2 separate regions of the Homo sapiens genome follow, and region 2 is linked to region 1. A link is an interaction called in ENCODE POLR2A ChIA-PET data of the cell type or tissue named here. Cell type or tissue: IMR-90. All regions are shown on one strand.

Region 1 (2,500 bases):
ATGTGAGGAGGCTAGGCACGGTGGCTCACGCCTGTAATCCCAGCACTTTGGGAGGCCGAGCCGGGTGGATCACCTGAGGTCAGGAGTTCGAGACCAGCCTGGCCAATATGGTGACACTTCATCTCCAATAAAAGTACAAAAATTAGCCGGGCGTGGTGGCATGGGCCTGTAGTCCCAGCTACTAGGGAGGCTGAGGCAGGAGAACTGCTTGAACCCGGGAGGCGGAGGCTGCAGTGAGCTGAGATCGTGCCACTGCACTCCAGCCTGGGTGACAGAGCAAGATTCTGTCTCCAAAAAAAAAAAAAAAGTGAGGAATTCGTGCTGTTCCAAACACTGTCCGGAGCAACTAGGGAAAACATTTTAAGAAAAATACTAATAAATCTAATCCTCTCCAAAAGGGCTAAATTAATGCACTCTTCTAGCAGAATCTGAAGCCCAAGAAATAAAGTGCCAGCCGCAATTCTCTTTCACAACAGCAGGGTAAGAACGAGAGTCTTTGTTCAATCTTTCTCCACTTCTGACTCAGTCACTTACTCAGCAGGGTTTATCCATTTCACTACTTCAACTTTCTTCCCAAACTTCTTCTGGCCTCCTCCAGCAGTTTCTCTTTCCCAACATCCAAATTCTGTTCATTTTCCATAACCCATTAGCAAAAATAGAAGCATGAGGCCTTAGCCAAACAAATCCAAGAAAGTCTTGTGTGTGTGTGTGTGTGTGTGTGTGTGTGTGTGTGTGTGTGTGACAGTCTCTCTCTGTAGCCTAGCCTGAAATGCAGTGGTGTGATCTCGGCTCACTGCAACCTCCACCTGCTGGGTTCAAGTTATTCTCCTGTCTCAGCCTCCTGAGTAGCTGGGATTACAGATGCACGTCACCACGCCCAGCTAATTTTTGTATTTTTAGTAGAGACAGGGTCTCACCATGTTGGCCAGGCAGGGCTAGAACTCCTGACCTCAAGTGATCCACCCACTTCAGCCTCCCAAAGTGCTGTGATTACAGGCATGAGCCACTGCACCTGGTCTCAGAAACTCTTAATGCATCTTGCCCCATCTATAGTTTGTTTTATTTTTATAAAAAAAAGAATCATACTATAAAATTCTTATTTTCTAGCAGATTATTTCACTCATTTTAAAATTTCCTTTTATATTCACAAAAGTTCTTTGAAGTAGGTATTACCTTCTTTGTATATACAGCTGAATTCAGAAGTAACCTATCCAAAAATCATAAGGCTTTTTAAGAGGCTGGGTCAAAATTCAAACTCAGATCTGTCAGATTCCATGAAGCCCATACGCTTTATTATCTCCTATATCCAGTTATCAAATTATACATAAATAACTTCAATCAACTTGTATGATGCAAGAAATTCCTACTTGAGTGGTCACACTTTAAAAAATTCATTATCTGATGATGTTAAAAGTTCTAAGGCTACAAATTAAAGATCACCCAATACCAGTGTCACCCTATCCTCTAGTGAGATGAAACTAAATAGGGAAAGGGTTAGGTCAAAAGCAACAGTCCTCATTTAGCATCATAATTAGTTCACTTCTTGTTTAAAATGGCAAGGTTCTGCCTAAATAATGAACTGCTCAATAGGAATAATACACATTAGCTAAACCATGTAATAACTGAATTAGCAAATTAAACTACTTTGACACAAAAGCCAACTAAAAAGCGATTAGCTATGCACACCAACTGGTAATACCATAATTTCTCTAATATCTTACTGTCTCAAAGTTATCAAGGCAATGAAATATAAGTATTTCAATTACAAAGACTTTGGAAAGATTTCCAGTTGAAAATGGTTTTCTTAGCAGAAGATAACTGGAGAAATAAAGTTTGTAGATTCTGAGTTTATTAACAGTATATTTAAAATAAGCTTGTGGATCAGGTGTTAGTTACATATATCAATTGTCAGTATAAGGCAGTGAGGTTCAAGGGAGTGCCCTCTTCCACACCCCTGGAGTTGAAAAAAGGTAAAGTTTAGCACAGAGTAGAACTCTGGACTGGGGAACAACCTAGATATCAAGCTACACCTCTAGGGGCTACTTTAGGTCAAAGTGAATCTTAATGAATCTTTTCTGAAAGAGTCTGAATCAAAAAAGGATAATGTATAGGAGGTAAGGGGTAAAAATATTCTCCCTGACACACCTACTCTCTAGGAAGAGCTAACAAGTACATTTGTAAGAAAGTATAGGCAAATAAATACAACTACAATAAGTGAACCTATAGTTATTTCTTATTTTAGGACTAAACCTTAATTCATCTCATACCCTCACCCCAAGTCTTTTAGCAGCTGCTAAATTATGAGGAAAAAGAAAAACTTGCTTTTTTCTAGTTGTTTTTCTGTTCTTCAATTCACTATAGCCTTTGGCACAGAATGAGGTTTCAAATTCTGCTTGTTCTCTCCTGGAATCAAAACCGTACTTGAATTTCCTAGGTCTTTGATGGAAAAAATTAACATTCTATTCTTAAGCTTAAAAAAAAAAAGATCCAAATCTCAGTT
Region 2 (2,500 bases), 140 kb before region 1:
GGAAAAACCCCTTATAAAACCATCAGATCTTGTGAGGACTCACTTCGCTATCATGAGAACAGCATGGGGGGACTGCCTCCATCATCTAGTCACCTCCTACGAGGTCCCTCCCCCAGTGCATGGGGATTACAATTTGGATTACAATTCAAGATGAGATTTGTGTGGGGACCCAGAGCGAGACCTTGTCAGGATCTTACTGTGTTGCCTCTCTGGGCTCAAGCGATCCTGGTACTTCAGCCTCCTGAGCAGTTGGAATTTCAGGGGCACACCACTGTGCCTGGCTTCCAGTCTGATCTTAAAGGATATGACCTTGCATATGTCTCCCCATCTGAAACCTACCTCATGAGTTTAAGGATCAAATGATGTTTTTACGTAACAGTAGTAACTATTACCATTATTATAATAATTTGGAGTTATTACTTGAGGGAAAAGTAACATTTTTAAAGAAAATCGGTTGTTCCAATTAGCATATTCAGAGACGGTTGTATGTGTAGGGGAATTATGATACATTTCCAAATGTGTACTGGGATTTTTTTTTTAATATCTGCAGTTTTGGTATAGCTGTGGTAAGTAAGCCTTTGGGGTGAAAAGGTTGATTTACTAGAGATAGGCTGTGATGTGCCAGCTAGTATTACTCTACAGTGTTCAAGGATCTGTGAGAAGCAATACTTCCTGTACATTTTCAGGAGTAGAAAGGAGCAGTGGTGGCCCAAAGTGCCTGGCCGCTGCACAGTGGTCATGCCCCCTAAAAATTGAATGAGTCTGTAGAGTGAGCCCAATCTAGCCCAGGAGTGTTTGAACTCTGGGTCACACTTTAATTTGATTAACACTTTCACTTATTAATGGTCTTGATTTGTCTTGGCACTTTGCAATTAAATGGTCTATACAAAGACTTTCTCCTTTGGACACAGCGTATATTTGTCGTCTAACTACAGAGTTTAGCATCAAATAATTTTATGACAGACCACATTTGGCATGCCTAGTTATTCAGGGAATTTTCAAAGAACCATAGAGGGACTTTTTAGTCACACATCCTCTCTGTTCTTAGTCATCTACTCCTTTTATGGTAGTCATTAGCCAGTATCTCTCAACCTCTTCTACAATGTTTAACAGTTAGTGTACACTCTCTGTAGCACTGGTTTTTTTTGAGCTCTGTGTACTTAATAATGAGACAGTCAGCATATACTTGTGAAAACATAAACTAAATGTTGGTATATTCTCCGCATGGTTTCTTTTTATAGAACCACAGTTGTTAACACACATTAACTACTTCAAAATCACTAATTAAAACATTTTCTCATCTGTATTTTGGGAGTATTATCTTTTCTCCCCTCCAGTTGTACCACTTAAGTATCATTGGTTACATTCAGAATTAAGGGACAAGAGAAATGAAAGACAGTGTGATTTAGAAGTTTTCCTTTAATGCATAGGAAAACAGACGTTTTCATATTCTAGGTAATCAGAAGTACCTTCTACATTTAACTACTTGACCCTAATGACCTGGTCAAATTCCAGTGTTGCACAATTGCATTGTACCTTCCCTAATACCCAGTGAATTTAATTGTTTGGCTACAAACTATTCCCCTTAACTTTTTAGAACCATTTTGTAGGCTGTGCTCTTATAAAGATATATCAAAAGCCGCACTTGTCACCTTTTCTAAAAATGCAAGTCATTTTCACCCCCTCTCCTTCTAATCCTTCTACTTTCTCCCCATATTTATAAACACATTTCCCAAAAAATATTCAATCTTCTTTTTCATGGATCCAAAAGACATTGGACATATGGCTTGAACACAACACTGGGGTAATAATTAATTAAGGTAAGAAAGCAAGGATTTTGGAAAGTGTGGGTTGATGAGTCAGATAATGGTAGGATTTTTCTCCTGATCTCTGGTAAGGTATTACAAAGTTCTCTCCTAATTGTCTTGCAGGCCCCTGACAGCATATCCTGAATTAAACTTGTTCTGTTTTCCCAGCTTACCCTTCTAAATTCTCTATTTCCTGTCACGGCATCTCTCTCCATCCCTTAATCATCTAAACTGGAATCCCAGCTCTCTATTTCACACCCCATATCCAATCCCCTCGGCCCTTAGGGGAGAGCGGGCAATAGATCCTGGCTGCGCTGGTCACCTGTGGGCTCCAGCAGCAAACAGGTGGGTTCATTTCCTGCAGTATGCTGTACAAATGTTTTATTTTTGTATGCCCTGATGTGAAAAGGTTTGGAAAGTATTCAGGATAGAATTTACACTCGTATGAAGGCTGTGCCAGAAATGACCCCAACTGACTTCTGCTTCATCCTCTCCCTCTCTCCTCAAGTACATTTTATGTTATAACCTCATCAAAAAAAGTCTCAGTATCCTAAATACACACACTTTGCCATTTTATTTCCCCATCCTTAATTACATCATTTTGTGGTTGCTTCTCCCTGTTTCTGCATGGTGAAATTTTATTCCTCCTTTAAGCGTAACCCAAATGTTATCTCTTCCTTGGCCTTAGTAGG

What was found. ChIA-PET counts read pairs that join two places held together with the same protein. Peaks named below come from ENCODE experiments on the same cell type or tissue, not always from the same donor. Only the 100,000 strongest peaks of a DNase experiment are listed, where the experiment ranks them.
Region 2: POLR2A ChIA-PET joins it to region 1 with 5 read pairs; 2 of 35 experiments call an interaction of 5 or more read pairs at or near these places.

Annotation. Positions count from the first base shown.
Region 1 is chr2:64,553,797-64,556,296 of GRCh38, reverse strand. The region is part of intron 2 of AFTPH (aftiphilin); the gene reads right to left. All of the region lies in intron 5 of LOC105374773 (a long non-coding RNA gene), which reads left to right. Among named protein-coding and RNA genes, the nearest start is that of MIR4434, 30 kb to the right of the region's middle. In IMR-90, a CTCF peak has its summit at 471; no DNase peak of the experiment used is centred here.
Region 2 is chr2:64,697,444-64,699,943 of GRCh38, reverse strand. No RefSeq gene overlaps it. Among named protein-coding and RNA genes, the nearest start is that of SERTAD2, 45 kb to the right of the region's middle. RefSeq lists an enhancer at 985-1,054. In IMR-90, no CTCF peak of the experiment used is centred here; a DNase peak (open chromatin) is centred at 1,063; H3K27ac peaks cover 490 bases.